Linked DNA regions of Homo sapiens: region 2 is linked to region 1. Evidence: chromatin loops called from intact Hi-C (ENCODE). Cell type or tissue: sigmoid colon. All regions are shown on one strand. Links, peaks and the distances in the headings refer to the core of each region. The heading gives the core; the rest is flanking DNA.

The links. Peaks named below come from ENCODE experiments on the same cell type or tissue, not always from the same donor. Only the 100,000 strongest peaks of a DNase experiment are listed, where the experiment ranks them.
Region 2: a loop joins it to region 1, with 3 times the contacts of the local background. A loop is called at or near these places in 1 of 110 quality-filtered maps.

Annotation. Positions count from the first base shown.
Region 1 is chr5:7,572,066-7,581,140 of GRCh38, reverse strand. All of the region lies in intron 3 of ADCY2 (adenylate cyclase 2), which reads right to left. Among named protein-coding and RNA genes, the nearest start is that of ADCY2, 180 kb to the right of the region's middle. In sigmoid colon, for the core only: no CTCF peak of the experiment used is centred there; a DNase peak (open chromatin) is centred at 4,930.
Region 2 is chr5:7,646,275-7,655,349 of GRCh38, reverse strand. The region is part of intron 4 of ADCY2 (adenylate cyclase 2); the gene reads right to left. Among named protein-coding and RNA genes, the nearest start is that of CFAP90, 200 kb to the left of the region's middle. In sigmoid colon, for the core only: no CTCF peak of the experiment used is centred there; a DNase peak (open chromatin) is centred at 4,379.

The DNA of each region.
Region 1 (9,075 bases), core at 564-8,563:
TTCCAAAGGTTGTTCTTCTTTCCTGGCAATCCAACTTTCCATCATTTCAACTCAGTCTGAAGGAGTTCCTTTACTTTCTCATACAGTTCACGTCTGCTGGTGAATAATGCTCTTAGTTACTGTTCATTTAAAATGCCTTCATTTTGTCTTAATTCTTGAAGGATATTTTCACTTAGAGTTAGAGCTGTGGTCTAAGATGTTTGTTTTCTTTTAGCATTTTAACATTGTTATCCCACTCTGTTGTGGCTCCATTGATTCTGATGAAGTGTCAACAGTCATTCATATTGTTTCCCTTCGATCTGTCAGTTTTCTCTGGCTATCTTTGAGATTTTCTCTTGGTTTGCACCAATTTGACCATGACATGTCTGGTAGAGGTGTTCTTTGTATTTAGTTAGCCAGGCATTTACTAAACTTCTTGAATCTGTATTTTTATTTTCCCCCACATTTTGGACAAATTTAGCCATTATTTCCCCAAATATATGTTCTTCTCCATCCTCTCTCACTCCTTTTCTGTGACTCCATTACAAATATGTTAGGCTTTTTATCATATAGATTACTGAGCCTTTGCTGTCTTAAAAAAATCATTTTTCTCCCTGTTCTTCAGATTAGATAATTTCTAATGGTCCTGCTCATGTTCAATACTATTCTTCTGTCATCTCCAATATGTTGTTAATCTCACTCATTAATATATTAACATTGCAAATTTAGATTTCCAGTTCCAGAATTTTAATATGGTTCCTTCTTATAGTTTCTATTTCTCTGTTAAATTTATGTCTTATGGTTCACTGTACTTTCTTTTGCTTCCTTTTTAAAAACTTAATTATAACCACTTTATATTTTTAGAGTGATTATAATTTCTTTTTTAAAAAGTAATGTTAACTTTATTTTAGATTCAGGGCATACATGTAAAGGTTTTTGTTTTTTTACATGGGTGTATTCCAAGATGCTGAGGTTTGGGTACAGTTGATCCCATCATCACCCAGGTACTGAGCATAGTACCCATAGTTAGTTTTTAAACAGGTGTCCTCCTCCTTTCCCCTTCTAGTAGCTCCTAGGGTCTTTATTCAATGAATACCCAATGTTTAGCTCCCACTTATTACTGAGAATGTTTGTTATTTGCTTATCTGCTTCTATGTCGATTCACTTAGGATCATGGCCTCCACCTGCATCCACGTTGCTGCAAAACACATGATTTTGTTCTTGTTTATGGCTCTGTGGAATTCAATGCTGTAAATATACCACCTTTTCTTTGTCCAATCCAATGCTGGTGGCCACTTAGGTGATTCCATGTCTTTGATACTGTGGTTATAGCCACTTTAAAATTCTTGCATGCTCATTATAGATTCTGTGTAATGGTCCTATTGGTTTCCACTGATTGTCTCTTTTTTAACATGGTCATTTTTTCCTTGTTTCCTATTATTTATTTTAATTTTGAATTGTAGACTAAGCATTATGAATGACATGTTATAGAGACCTTACATTCTGTCACATTCCTCTGGAGAATATTGATTGTTTTGTTTCATTTTAGTAGGAGTCAAACTCCATATCTGGTCTCTCCCACAGCGGGCAGCAGCTGAAATCTCCATTCTGTTATTTTATCCTCTCATCCGTCCTCCTGGGATGCTGGCTGGATCATGCTTATTTCAACAGCCAGTCTCAGGTGTAGAGTTTATATGCAGTATTGGCTGTTCTCTCTCTCTCTCTCTGTCTCTGTGGATCTCTTTTTTTTAGGGTTTTCCCTCATATTTAGCTACTGTAGTGATGTTGAACTCTTTCTTCCAGTAGTATAATCCAGGGAAAACATAGATTTCCTTTTTAAAATTTTATCCATCCCAACTGGCACTGAGTGGGGTTTCCCCTAAGGCCAAAATCTATAAAAAGAGAAAGGTCATCCAGGTGCTGTTTGTCTCCTTTAAGTATTGACTCCAACGTAGCTCTGTTTCTTTTGGGCCACTTTCCAGTGCCTTCAGGTGGTTTTGTTTTATATTTTGTCCAGGATATGTATTGTTAGGTATAGAATGATTGGCTTGACGGAAGTGAAACTATATTACCCCACTGGAAAAATGAAGAGACTGAGACACAGAGAATAAATGACTTTCCTAAGACTTATCATTCCAAGATGAGATTTTTATATTTAAAGACAATGACTTTCTCAATTCAATAGGAGATATGTCTGAGTGGCTTACGTGGAGTCCATCTCTGTTTGCCCTAGTCCTAACCCAGCACGCTGTCTGGGTTCCCATTACTCAAACTAGCCAACCAGGATGGACCGTATTTGGACTCAGAGTGGCTGTGTGCCCACCATGAAAGACCTCCCACCACAGGTTTGCAAGGAACTTACTCTGTTGGGAGCATCGAGGAGCATCAGGAATGGGAGTAGGGGATGTCAGGCACCGTGGGTTGACACATTGACTGTTCAAATATGAAAACTAGAAATACAGAGGAGCCTCCTAGCTTTAAGACAGTTCCTACTTTGGAGTTAGGTAAAAGTAAGCTCCTAAAATAAGATGCCCACGATTCCAAAATATTTTATTTCTTCACAGATATCAGATAAACAAACAGAAAATTTATTGCAAAAAAACCTAAACCACCACCATAACAACAAAATGCAAAATACATCAACAAACAAAAACTTGCTAAAAAGAATAATTTCTCTTTTAAAAATACCTAGGCAGCAAATAGGAAGGTGTGAAAGATATTTCAGGGTGTGGAAACAGTGAGAATAAAGAGCTAAGTGTTTACACTGGGGGAACCTCCGTGCTGTATTTATATAACTTTCTCAATAAAAAAGCACTGGAAACACACTCAAGACTTCTGTTTCAATTTGACCACTGGCACCACATCAATGCAAAGCTGCCATTTCAGAAGGCCTCCTCTGGCTGGAATTTCTCAAAGTGCTCTCAGACATTACATGCCAAGAAGCAAAACACCAAGTCATTCACATTAAAAGCATTCTCCTTTCATGTATCTTTCAACAATGAATATTATGTTCATATAAATTTTGCAAGTTTGCACAAGATACACAGCAAGGAGCCTTCAGTCTGTTGGCTTTTATTTGAGATAGCTGGAGGGAGCTCTGTTGAAAATGTGATGTCTTTTCTGAGAACTAAGGATGCCTATGACAGACACAGGTAAGTGTGTTCCCACCAGCCCTCCTGCCTTAGCTATAACAGTTATAGGGTTAAGACGAAGCCAAGAGGTGGGAAAATCTCTTGTCCTTCTCTGCTGCCCATTTCGCTGCGTTGGTGGGCCCCATAATTTGACTTTCCTTTTACTCTTGTCAGCAATCAAACTGTAAGTGCTTTTAACCAAACATTTTTCTTTTCGCTGGTCAATGGGAGTCAAGTAACAAACTCAAAATTTCACCTTTTCTACTGTTTTAGAGGTAAACTATGGCCCTTGAATTTTGTAAGTTTTGTTGTCATTGATTTATTATTATTATTATCATTAACACTGGTAATTCTAAAAAATTAGTCTAGGGGACACGGCATACGCAGAGGGTACTTAAAATGTCATGAGACAGTCTTCTCCTAAGTTTCATCAGCTGTTCTTGGACTCATGACTGGAGCCAGGCTCACCACTTCTCCCAGCTGTTGGCTCCACCCCCAGTGCCAAATTCACTATCAACTTACTTTATTCCTTAGGTACAAATCATACACACCATTGCCTTTTAAAATACATCTCTATCCTAGCTATATGAGTATCAAAATCCCATATACATATGTAAATTGCAAATTTGATGGATAGTAAAATTGTTTTTAGTGCATTATAAATTGATCAATCCAGTTTAAAGTCCTCTGCAGACCACAGAACAGCTTCATGCACATGCTTTAAGACTATCTTACTTTTTTTGGTAATATATCTGATATGAAATTCAAATTGAAAGACTCTTTCTGATCCTGCAGTGTGAGTAAGATGTCACCTCTTTAAAAGGCTTTCCCTGTCCACCCTGGAATACTTTAACAACCACATTTCTCTGGGTAGCAGAGACTGACTAATGTTTCGAATATCCAATAGTCTATGAAAAAATAATAGAGAAACTAACAATCTTCGTATCACAAACTAAAGGAAAACAGAATCATACTCAGGGCAAATCAGGGAGGAAGGAATTGAGTATCTTGAGATGTTGGGACTGCTTAATTAAGATATACATTAAGCAATGCTATGATGTAAGAAAGTTACCTTTTCAGTAAAGATAAGTCTATTCAGGAAAACCAGACTTGCACATGTATTTTCTTTAAAATAGTCTGCCAATTTTAAATAGGTTGCTAGCTCTACTTATTAAGCAAGTTCTGTTTAATGTTTGGGGATGTGCTCAGAATACATTTCTAGTTAGGAAAGCTCTTAACAGTGGTGTTGGTGGGGAAGGGGGTGTGGGTAAAATGGTTCATTTTCCATCTTCATTTACAAGCTGTGTGACCTTTAAGCAAGTTATTTAAATTATCTGAGCCTCAGTTTCATATTCTGCAAAGAAAAAACAGCACAGTTTGGTTCATTTAAAACAAAATAATATGTTGAATAATATTGCCTTGTCTAGTGTCTGGCACACAGCAAGCACTTTCAAAGGGCCTGTTGTTATTACTTACCCAAGAGCCCTTGCAATTCTTGGATTATAATACCAGCTTTTACATAAGGTATCATGAAAAGTTGCCTTAGTTTGTATAAGCCTGTTTCACCTAAAACATCTAGCATGTCACTGTCCTGTCCATTCCAAATGCCAACCGGAAAAACACAGATGCAACAGAGAGGAATGGGAAGCATTTTCCATCTGTAATTAACGGGCCTCTGCCCGTTCACCTACTGGAGCATCTCTGGAGTGTACATGAATACACTTTCCAGCCAACCCTGTCCCTCCCCCAAGGAGTCATAAACCGAGGCTGAAGATTTAGCACAGAACCATCTGTGGCAGCCCTGTGACAGCTCTGTTACTGCCACCCGCCTCCTGGGAGGGCCTGTGTGCAGCACAGTGAGCCAGAAAGAAAACATTTTCGGCTCCGCTCCAATGGGGGCTGGGAGGAGGGAAGGCAGAGGATGCCCAAACACACAGATTTCTGGTAGAGAAGTCTGCAACCCAGAACATCATACCCAGCCAGAGCACCAATTTCAAAATATTTCAGTCTAAATAATCCTTCCTTGTTGCTTTAGAAAATAGAAAAGAAGTATCTCCAGTTGCCAAAAATACACAGACATACACACACACGCATTCACAGACAGACTTAATATTTCTTAATTACTGAAAAACAGCAATATTATGTTAGAGGTAATTCATTTTAAAGATGCAGATTTTGTTTTCTCATAAGCTTGATTATTTACACTAAATTATAGGGGTTTTTTTTAGCATTGGTGTTAGAACATTTTGTTAAGGTTGGTTGATGGTACATATTTGAATATAAAAATACAGTTTAAATTACTTTAAAAAACTGATCCATAATTGGATATGTAAGGTTTGCAGTTTTCCAAAAGCGTAAATATAAAATGAATGGCTTTATCAAAGGTATGCACAGCAAGAGAGGATCTAGGACTGTGGAATATTTAGGACCGAGGAAGTCCTAAATCTTCAGAATATTTAAAATAAGAGATAATTTTCACTTAAATCAACAAAACAAGAACAAAAAAGGAACCAATAAAAAATGAACCAATGAAAGAATGAATAAACTGCTGGCAAATGAATGCAAAAGCACTGCACTTCCAAAATTCTAAATCATCTTTATGAAACCTAAGCAATCATACATTACTGTTTCTTGAACATCTTTCTTACATTTAAATAAATTAAAATTGAGGTTTTTAAAAAACAGTTTTGTGTTTTTTTCATTATTTTAATGCACGGGAAACAGACAATCCAAAAGAAAAAAAAATCACCAATAATGTCACCACTCCAAAATAATTGATCTTATTTCAATGTGCATCCTTCCAAAGATTATATTAAAATGCAGACATTTTTCTCCTTTTTATTTTTTAATTTAAAAATTTTTTTTTATAGAGAGACACAATCTTGCTATGTTTTTCAGGCTGGTCTGAAATTCCTGGCCTCAAGTGATCCTTCGGCCTCAGCCTCCCAAAGTTCTGGGATTACAGGCATGAGTCTCCACACCCTGCCACAGACACTTTTGTTTACACAAATGGAATTGTACTACTGCTATCATTTTAAAACCTGTTTTCTTCATACAATACTATAAGAATTTTCTCATATTGTTGGTCTTCACTGTCTTTATATTATTTTATTTGGGTGTAAAAAAAAATGTGTCTAATCCACTCCCTGGTGTCAGACACCTAATTCTTTCTAATCTTTGCCATTCTAATTCAATAACCATTCTTAGAAACTAAATTTTTGCATGCATTCATTGGAACTTCTTGGATACATGATTACAGGCTTCCCTGGTGACTCAAAGGATGTCCTCCATGTGAAAAGCATTGCTATGTTTCACTAGATTCTCCTCTACATCTGGGATCTAATTTAAAGGTCAGGGGTAGTATATGAGAGAATCCACTTGTATGGGTCTCATCAACTTTAGATATTACATAGATTTGAACGCTTTGCCACTTTGCCTAAGGATGCTTTAATTTAAACATTGTAAAGAAGATATTTGCATCTGTTAGCTACGGTATTTATATGTACGTGTGACAGAGCCAGGTACTCCATGCCCATTGCCATGGGTTTGTTTTTTTTCTCTTGCCCCATTACCTTGTTGTAGGAATCTTCTGGAAACATTTCTTTAGCCATTAAGAAAATCAACCCTGGAGAAATAGGAACACTTTTACACTGTTGGTGGGACTGTAAACTAGTTCAACCATTGTGGAAGTCAGTGTGGCGATTCCTCAAGGATCTAGAACTGGAAATACCATTTGACCCAGCCATCCCATTACTGGGTATATACCCAAATGACTATAAATCATGCTGCTATAAAGACACATGCACACGTATGTTTACTGCGGCATTATTCACAATAGCAAAGACTTGGAACCAACCCAAATGTCCAACAATGATAGACTGGACTAAGAAAATGTGGCACATATACACCATGGAATACTATGCAGCCATAAAAAATGATGAGTTCATGTCCTTTGTAGGGACATGGATGAAATTGGAAATCATCATTCTCAGTAAACTATCGCAAGAACAAAAAACCAAACACCGCATATTCTCACTCATAGGTGGGAATTGAACAATGAGATCACATGGACACAGGAAGGGGAATATCACACTCTGGGGACTGTTGTGGGGTGGGGGGAGGGGGGAGGGATAGCATTGGGAGATATACCTAATGCTAGATGACGAGTTAGTGGGTGCAGTGCACCAGCATGGCACATGTATACATATGTATCTAACCTGCACAATGTGCACATGTACCCTAAAACTTAAAGTATAATAAATAAAAACAAAAACAAAAACAAAAACAAACAAAAAAAAGAGTTTAAAAGGCAACTGCACAATCTAACTCTTGCTACCCGCTCGGGACCCCTTCCACGCTGTGGAAGCTTTGTACTGTCACTCTGCTCAATAAAGCCTGCAGCTTTTTTTCTCAAAAAAAAAAAAAAAAAAAAAAAAAGAAAATCAACCCTGTATCCCAGAGGCTGCAAATGTTTTCCCAGTTTTTTATGTAACTTATATTGTTGATTAGAATAATTTTAATGTATATAAATAATCATGTAGTCACATACACATCTTTTCCCCGTGTCTATCTTTCTAGAACCATGCATCCATGCCTCTGAAATATGTGAGCACACACCCCTGACACCCACTCCAGTCACCCTCCACGGAAAACACCTTCAATCCTTCGCTCACACTTCATGTGAACATCAATTTGCATGTTTACCATGTGCTTTGTTATATCACTAATTTCAAAAGGTGAATTTTAAAGAAAACAAGCTTCACTTCAAATAAGGGCAAAACTTATATTAAACCTTATTGCATTGATTTGCTAGTGGTGTCATAACGAAGTACCACAGACTAGGTAGAATAAATCACAAAAATTTATTTTCTCACAGTTTTCAAGGCTAGAAGTCCACAATCATGGTGTAGGCAGAGTTGGTTTCTTCTAGGGCCTCTCTCCTTGGATTGTAGATGGCCGTCTTCTTCTGGTGTCTTCACATGGTCTTCCTTCTGTGTGTGTCTGTGTCCTAATTGTCTCTTCAAATGAAGATGCCAGTTATATCAGATTACAGCCCACCCTAAAGACCTTGTTTAACCTTAATTACTTCTGTAAAGACTCAATCTCCAAATATAGTCCTATTATGGGGACTAGGGGTTAGGACTTCTACATATAAACTTTGTGGGGAATAACTGGCTACTCATATGCATAAGATTGAAACTGGACCCCTTCCTTACACCATATACAAAATTAACTCAAGATGGAATAAAGACTTAAATGTATAACGCTAAACTATAAAAACCCTAGAAGACAACCTAGGCAATACCATCCAGAACATAGGCACTGGCAAAGATTTCATGATGAAGATGCCAAAAGTAATTGCAACGAAAGCAAAAATTGACAAGTGGGATCTAAGTAAACTAAAGAGCTTCTGCACACCAACAGAGTAAACAGACAACCTACAGAATGGGAGAAAATTTTTGCAAACTATGCATCTGACAAAGGTCTAATAACCAGCATCTATAAGGAACTTAAACAAATTTACAAGAAGAAAACACATTAAAAAGTGGGCAAAGGACATGAACAGACACTCCCCCAAAAGAGACATACATGTGGCCAACGATCATATGAAAAAAAGCTCAACATCACTGATCATTAAAAAAATGCAAATGAAAACCACAATGAAAAATCATCTAACACAATTCAGAATGGCTACTATTAAAAAGTCAAAAGAGTAACAGATGCTGGCAAGTTTGTGGAGAAAAAGAAACATTTATACACTGTTGACGGGAGTGTAAATTAGTTCAACCATTGTGGAAGATGATGTTCAACCAGTGTGGCAATTCCACAAATACCTGAAGATAGAAATACCATTTAACCCAGCAATCCCATTACTAGGTATATACCCACAGGAATATAAATTGTTCCATCATAAAGACACATGCAAGTGTATGTTCACTGCAGCACTATTGACAAGAGCAAAGAC
Region 2 (9,075 bases), core at 640-8,639, 74 kb before region 1:
TAATTGTGTTAGTGAACACTTCCCAATAGATCTCTTCCTGTATATATCCTATGGCTTCTGTTCTCTAAAGACCCCTGACTAATACAGTCCTAAAAACATTCAGACACTCAGAAATAACAACACAAGCAACAAAATAACACAATCAGGTAAAGTGCCATGAACGTAGCGCCCCTTTCCTACACAACCACTTTACAGTTACTGTTGGTTCCTTAGTCCCAGCCCTCAGTCATGGGAAACGCCTGCTCAGGACGACTTCCACGACAAAAGCCTTGGGAGCCATCCACCCCAAACTCAGAAACAACATTTCTAGATCTCTCAGTGTCTAAAACCTAACAGGGATCTCAAAGGGCATCTAAAATTTGAAACACGAATGTTTCAGCCAGTCACATCCTCTAGGTATGCATTTCAGAAGGTGCCACTCTCCAAGTAGGCAATGCTTATTTGCATTTTTTCCCCTAAACAGGGATTTCCAGGTCCCAAGATCTCGGCCTCCTTTTCAGTATTTCAAGATGTCCTAGGCTGCTTCCCCTTACTATTGACAGCAGTCCTGGGCATGTACACTCCTCTGGGCATTCGCATTTTCAGTGGCAGCAATGTTTATTAACTGCTCCCGTTTTCCACCCCTCTGTGTTTGCATGGGTGGAGGGCAAGGAAGGTGGGGTGTTTGGAGACACAAAAGGAGTAAGTCAAAGAGCATGAGGAAATGACAAACTTGTAAAATGAGAAGGCAGAAACACATATAACTCTAATAAAAGACAGGAGAAACAACCACCTGCCAGCATCCCCGCCTATGTCACTACATCCCTCCTGTAAGGGGGAAATGTCTGCTCCTGCTCCTGTCAGAGCTTCATGGAAGGAACCCATCCCTTCCTTCCTACTCAAGGATGTCGCTCCAACAGCCTATCTACCTCTCCACAACATCCATGTTTCCTTCTCTGCTGGATCATTCCATAGCGTACAGGCATGCTGCTCATTCCCTCATCTGTAAAATAACCTTCTCTCGATCCCGTTTTCCCTCTTGGCCTCCCTGTGCTGCAGTGAGGCTTCTCCCCGCCACCCCACCAGAGCTCCTCTTGTTAGGACACAGGCCATTGCCTTCTTCCTTCCTGAAACCCTGTCTACTGGGCTGTCTCTGTCTAGACACCATGCTCACCTGGCTTTCCTCTCGCTGGATGCGCCATCTCTTCCCAAGGCCCTTTCCTGACTTCTCTTTATCTCCTGGCTCTCTGAATGTCAGGAGTCCCGTGGTGACTGCGCCCAGCCTCAGGGTGGTAAATGCTACTGATCTGCTGGCTTCTCTCAAATGCAGATCTCTGGCCCAGCGCAGGTCCATGACCTCTAGACGTGTGGCTCCACTGGTCTTCTCAACAGCTCTTCTGGGATTTCTACCAAACTCCTCACAATGAAGTCTAGAACTGAACTCTTAATCTGCCCCCAAACTGACTCCTCCCCCAGGAGTGGTAAGAATTTATAATTTTTGAAAGCTCATGATATTTTGTGATAGGGAAATACCCACATAATAATATTTTATACTCATAAAACATGGGAAAAAAAGTGTCAATTGCAGAAGGTTATCTAAGGCAATTTTTGTTTAAATCAGTCAGCAAATATTTCTCATTTAGATCAGTATCCTCACTGTTTTAGATGCCAACATCAAGATAAAATATTTGTAATAAACTACCTAATATTTTCTAAGCTCTGTGTGCCAGGAAAAGAACAAATTCTTCACGTTTTTTTTTTTTTAAGACAGAGTCTCGCTCTGTCACCCAGGCTGGAGTGCAGTGGCACGATCTCACTCACTACAAGCTCCACCTCCCGGGTTCATGCCATTCTCCTCCCCCAGCCTCCTGAGTAGCTGGGACCACAGGCGCCCGCCACCACGCCTGGCTAATTATTTTTTGTATTTTTAGTAGAGATGGGGTTTCACCGTGTTAGCCGTCTTCACGTTTTTTACTCATTTAGTCCTCCCTAACACTGCAGCATGCATGGGGATGATTATCATCATGACTTTTTACATCTTCAAAGTCTCAACAAAGAGCAACTTGCCTGACATCTCACAAGAGTGAAACCCACGCCCAGGCTGGCCGGCTCGAGTCCACACTGCCTGCTCAGGGTATGAGAGTTGTCATGGCAAAAGGAAAGGGACAGAAAAGGAAGTATTTTGAAACTATATGTCTTAGAAATTGTACTTAGCATAAAATGTAACTCCTGTTGACAGAACTACCAGCATTCTGCACTGAAATGTCAGCCCTCCCTGTCTACACCCACAGGGCTAACAGATTCATGGAAATCAAAACAATATCATTTCCAGCACACAGTAACATGGAAACAACTCAGCATCATGGAATTTACTCATTTTGTCCATTCTAAAACTTGCTTCTTCCTCTTTTTTCTTTTTTTCCTTTTCTACACGTTTCTTCTCCTTCTGGATGATATTTTATTGCTCTCTTCACAGAGCTCACTGAAAAATGTATGTAATAGTGACAGGTCAGTGTGTCTTGGTCAGGGCACGCCACAGAGCAAGAGAGGGTCTCTTTGTAGAAGGCAAGGGAGCATCATTCCCCAGGCACTCATGAAGAACCTATGCCCAGCATCACCAGGTTGTCTTAGCATGTGTTTAATCAAGTAGAATCAGTGTCAGATCAGTTGCATTCACTTCACTGAGAGCCATACACTCAACATCTTTGAGCTTTGTGCTCCTGGTGTAAAATGAGGTTAACCTGACAAAAGGAATTCTATAGACCTTGTATACAAAATTAAGTAATCGTTATTCAACTGATAACAATTATACAGAGAATACAATGTCAGTTTTTAAATAGCATATCCAAAATGCGTCATACCCTAAAGAGTAGATGAAAGGGATAGTTCTCTGCATTGTTGTTATAATGTTAACTATACGGCCACGCTTTAAAAAAGATCAATGGGAAAAGTATTTTACGGTTGACACTTGAAAACTGAGTTTTTGTTCAGCAAGAAAAATAGCTCCAATTTGTATCAATCTTTCCCACTGATCTCTCTCTTTCTGTTCTCTTTCTCTCTCCTGTAATATAAAGGATTCATTTTTATACATGTCACTACTTAATGGGAAAGGTAAAGGAAGTGCCCACGGCTATAAGCAGGGAATGATTTAAAACTTGTACTGTTCATAGTTCTGTTGATCAGTTTTTAGGTCTGTGATAAATGTTGACATATCTCCTGCTCAGGGCTGGAACTCTCAGTAGGGTTAAAGTGATTTTTAAAAGAGGTGAGGCCAGGTGCGGGGGCTCACGCCTGTAATCCCAGCACTTTGGGAGGCCGAGGTGGGTGGATCACAAGGTGAAGAAATAGAGGCCATCCTGGTCAACATGGTGAAACCCCCGTCCTTACTAAAACTACAAAAATTAACTGGTCATGGTAGTGTGCACCTGTAGTCCTAGCTACTTGGGAGGTTGAGGCAGGAGAATCGCTTGAACCCAGGAGGCGCAGGTTACAGTGAGCCGGAATCATGCCACTGCACTCCAGCCTTGTGACAGAGCGAGACTCCATCTAAACAAACAAATAAATAAATAAATAAATAAAAAGACGTGAAGGTTGGAAGAGATGTTCATTAATGGACATGGTAATGGTTAACACTGAGTGTCAACTTGATTGGATTGAAGGATGCAAAGTGTTGCTCCCGGGTGTGTCTGTGAGGGTGTTGCCAAAGGATATTAACATTTGAGTCAGTGGGCTGGGAAAGGCAGACCCACCCTCCATCTGGGTGGGCACCATCTAATCAGCTGCCAGCGCGGCCAGAATAAAAGCAGGCAGGAGAGCATGGAAAGACTAGACTGGCTTAGTCTTCCAGCCTCATCTTTTTCTCGTGCTTCCTGCCCTCGGACATCGGACTTCAAGTTCTCTTGGACTTTCAACCACAGACTGAAGGCTGCACAGTTGGCCTCCCTACTTTTGAGGTTTTGGGATGCAGACATCCCTTTGGGATGAGGCTTCCTGGATCCTCAGTTTTCAGATGGCCTATTGTGGGACCTCACCTTGTGATCGTGTGAGTCAATACTCCTTAATAAACTCCCCTTTATATATACATCTATCCTATTAGTTCTGTCCTTCTAGAGAACCCTGACTAATACAGACATGAAATCAAAATTTACTAGAAGAATTGGCCATCAAACAAATTGCACTTTTTTGTATTGTTTCCTCTATCTTTGGTGCCTCGGATACGCTTGCTGGACAAACAGTTTTAAAGAAGAATGCTTTGATGCTGGGTTTCAAATTAGGACCCCTGGGTTGGGATGCGTACCTGCCACTGATCATGCAGGCAGCTACATAATCTAGAAGAAGCAGAGTTGCAGAGCTGCTGGATGAATCCCAGGCTGCATTCCTCTCCACAGGCCTCCCCTCTGCCAAGTCACCAAGGAGTGGTAACCTAACCACCGAGCAACGTCTTGTCAGTAAATCAGCACCCATTTATGCAAACATTACTCCCTGGGCAACCGCCCTACAAACAGAGAATGATTTCTGTTCCAGAAGCCATCCCGCCTTGCTCAATTCCATTTTGTTAGGATATGGGGAAAACATGTCTTTGTTCAACTCTATTTTCTTTTTAAATTGACCCTTACTCCATAAGGCTCAAAAGAATTGAAATTTTTAAGAGAAAATCACAGTTCACACTCTGTCCTCATTATTTCATTTAGAAAAACAGCAGCAGCAATACTGGAACATACAGAAATCGCAAGCCACTGTCCGGGGGGCAAGAACATAGAAAGGAAAGTCACAGAGGCTCCCACGCAGTGGGCTCAGGAAGGAGGAAGGCCTCTGTGGGGTTCCTCCATCCTGTGTCTGGAGGTGCACTTCTGCTACTCAAATCTACATTCCACTTATATAGTTCGTACTGTAAAGTATTTTTTAAGACATTACTATCCCTGAATTTTACTTAATCGAATCTAATTCTTCTCATGAGGTCCAAAAGACCAAAGGATATAAATTAATATTTATGGTAATGGCAGCTGTCATACACCAATGGCCTCATAGTGGTGGCTATCATTCTAGACAGTTTTCATTTCTGAGCCTGCACACTCAGGGACAGTGAAATAAAGGAAGTGTGACAAGGAGGAGAATGTGCGTTTGTGTGTGTGTGTGTGTGTGTGTGTGTGTGTCTGTGCCTGCACGTGGACTTGTGACCAAAGTGATGGCTTTGGGTTTCACTCCCTGGGGTTAAGATGAGAGTAATGCCAGTTAATGAACTATTTTAAAGGCTCAATGTGGCTGCTGTATAGTGGATACATTAGGTAGGCAGGAGTGTGAACAAGGACAATTCAGTGAGTGCTGAGGTCCAGGGAGAAGAATGCTGGCTTGGATGAGGATGGTAAGGGGGAAGGAATAGTGTCTTTGGGTTTACTTTGAAGGTAGAACTGGGGCCATCTGCAGATGGCTTGGATACGAGGAGTGAGAGGAAAAAGTCCAGTATGGCTCCTCCTAGAGTTCTGGCCTGGGAAAGTGGGTAAATGGAGTATCATTTACCTAGAGGGGTAAAGAGGGGGAAAGTTGGTTTAGGAGGCCATCAAGAGCTCTATTTTGGTCATGTTTTGTTTGAGATATTCATTAATTCAAATGAAGACTATACTAAGCAGTTGGACTTTGAGTCTGGATTTCAGGGGAGAGATAGGAGCTATGGAGTTATTAGTGTGTAGACGGTTGTAAAGCAGTAAGAATGGGTGAGATCCCTAAGGGTAAATGGCAGAGAACAGACTGGAGACCTAAGCCCTGGTACACTCTGGCCTTCAGAGGGGTCAGGCAAGCAAGGCATCCTGCCAAGTCCTCTCCCTCTGAAGCACTGCATGCTGTGGTCTGCAGCTTTTATTCTCCCACATAAATACAATAAACAGAAGAAAAAATATGTACTTTCATTCTTCTCTTCCTCTCTCTAGAAATGTACATGCTAGTAGGTAGCTTAGTAAGAGCTGTTTAGATCCTCCAGACTCTTAGAATTTGTTAAGTTTACCATGTTTAATGAAGAACATTGAGAGCTCAGCTGTGCTTGCTATAAACTGATGATGCATCCATAAATAAATGCAATGTCCAGAGAGCTCAAATGTCCAGGCTTAATCTTATGGCAAATCAGAATGCAAGCAACCAAAATTGTTTTTAATATCAATGTTCCAATTCACATCAACACAATATTTGTGGTTCTAGGAGATAAAGGGAAGCATTTTACTCAGTTGTTACCCAAATGAGAAGCAGAGCAGGAAAATGGCATTACTTATGCTTTTCATATTTTAAAAGTTTTCATATTGTTAGAAAAAAGAACAAAGAAATTCTTTTAGTGAGGCTATATCTCTAAAAGTGGATCCCACTATGTAACCCTGAAGATGTAAAAATGATAGCATTTTCTTAGCCGAAGAACTGATGTATCACAGAGCTCTCAAATTTATGAGACAGGTTTTATGTCCACTAAGTTCTATAGCTTATCTTCTGAGCTATCACTGTTTGCCTAAGCCATAACCATGGGCAAAAGACCTTCTTCCAATTCTATTATTTTTCAGAATGTGACAGAAAATCTATTTTGCCTACAATGAAAGAAATGACTCACTTCACAAATTTAAAATAATGCCTTTTTTGCTTATCAAAATCATATTAAATGATACAAAATGATTTTAATTCATTTTATCGATAGTTAATATTTTCTGGATGTTATGACCTGAGACTGGTATATTGTATACATATTTATATATTTCAATTCTCACAGTAAGTCAGTGTTTCTAACCCCGCAGGGATTTTACTTGGCAAAGTTTTTCTTAAATCATTAGGAGACCCTGGCTTTTTCTATTGCCATGGCATTTGTTGCAGTGAGTGCTTATTACTTGAAACACTAGTATGAAGAATAGTGAGGTTCTTGGACCGCAACTGATAATATTAATGGTAGAACATATTTCTAGGCAAAATCTTATTTTCCCATCATGTCATAGTATTCTTCCCCGTAAATGCAAAGAAGTTTCACTTAAGAAACTTATATTCTTATGCTTTGCTCTGAAGAGTTTTTTATAATGAGCACACATGAGTATTTAGTTACTGAAAATAATTAGCTAGGATGTGAGTAATGTGCCAAAAGAATTGAACATTCTGCCCACAAGATAGAAAAGATAGGAAGGAGTGAAAGGATTCATAGAAAATACCTGAAAATTACAGTCAAAATTGGAGATACAGTAAAACTGAAAAGAAAAAAAAGGCAACCAGTCATATAATTTTCTTTGAAGGCTTCTAACAGATTGAAAATAATACCAGAAAAATGTGAAATCTCATGGACTATTAAGGCTGGAAGAAAACCTATTATGATAAGGTCTAGAATCCTCATTTTATGCAGGAGGAAACTGAAGTCCAGAGCGCATTTAAATCCCTCTTGGCATTGCGCCTTTTCCCCAGGCTCCTTTAATCGGACGGAGGAAGAAAAGGAGAAGGTCCGCTTATTTGTTCTTTTGCTTTATACTTTAAGTCTGAAATATTTCAATACAGAGGGGAAAAGAGAATATTAGAAAACATGAAAGTCAAGGACAGTTGTACCTACAGCAGATAGGATTGATGAGTCTTTGTAGATGTTTAAATTTCTAAATTTTGCCAAATGATGGTGAAAAAGGAAGAGAAGTCTAGAGTAAAAGGCCAAATGCCTGGCAACACACTAGCTGGTTTATAACCTTCATTCTCAGTACTTCTTGATCTTCCTCTAGTTGCCATTTTCTTAATTTTTAAGATGTGTCAACGAGCATTGAACATTTCCAAAAGCTTCCTTTGGGGCTACCTTTTCCCAAATATTTAGGGCTATTTCTGAGGTGTGTATGGTACATGAATTTTGGTGCAAAACCATCCATTCACAGGTCATGGAAAGCAGGTGGAGATGGGGGTCGAACCTCTGCAAGCACACAGGGCCCACATGCACTGTGTGCTGGCTGCTAAGCCTGCTCTAAGTCTCTGATACCTGCAATTTGTCTCAGGAAGAATCTTGTGTGGCAGATATTATCATTGCTTACGTGGCCTGCTCTGTGACTCTCATGCCTACAATTTGTCTCGGGAAGATTTCTCTGGGGCAGATATTATCATTACTTACATGTTACAGGTCAGAAAACTGAGGCACAGAGTGTTAAAAATCAACCAAACAGAACAAAACCCCAAATGAACAGAACCAAAAATCCAGGGTTGGTCACATATCAGGCAGAGCTGAAAGGCGTGTGTTAGAAGCTGAAAGGCACATTTGCACATCTCTGAAGAAGGACAAGGAAAGAGTCTGCTCAGTGAGGGAATCCTGAATAGGATGAAGGTCTCACCTTTCTTCAGGGCACAAAACTTTCCTACAATAACTTTTTATGGGGAACTGGTTCAGATTGAACACATCAGAGGATGATGCTGGAACATGGGGCAGCGAACGCAGGCAATCCCAAGACCAAGTGTTCCCAAATAAAACCTGTCCTTGAGTCTGGCCTTCAAGATGGTGGCCGAAATTGCCCATTTGCTCAAGCTTTTCTCGAAAACCCGGTAATTCTCCACCCTATGCCTTGCTGGTGATAATATAACAATATGGGATCATTTTATGGAATGTGAAATTCGTTATATTTATGCAGAACTTGGTTCCCTCAGATGAAACATGCTATGAAAACACAAATACCAACAATGCTGAGCTGTACGATGTGCTTCAGGGAATTCTGGCTTTCACAGCTTAAATGTAATAAGCACTATTTACCTGGTCCTAAAACTGAAATTTCATTGCACATAGACGGAAGAAAATAGTGAAGGCTCAGAGTACTAAACTGCATAATTCAAGGAGAGGTCTTGTCCTTGTATAAACTATGCCTTTCTCCTTCACACTGAATGTTGAATTACCATTATAAGAGGGTCTTTTAAGCTTATTAACCCATAATCCTCTTTGATGAATATAAAAATCTAATTTTCTCCTTTAAAGCTGTATGAAATTAAAAGTAAAGCATTTACTGTGATTTAAAGCAGTGAGATAAACTATTTCTATAAATATGTGTATTTGTACTATATATATATATATTTCTTTATATATATAAATAATAAGTTCTCCTAGAAAATATGTCCATTACCTCAATA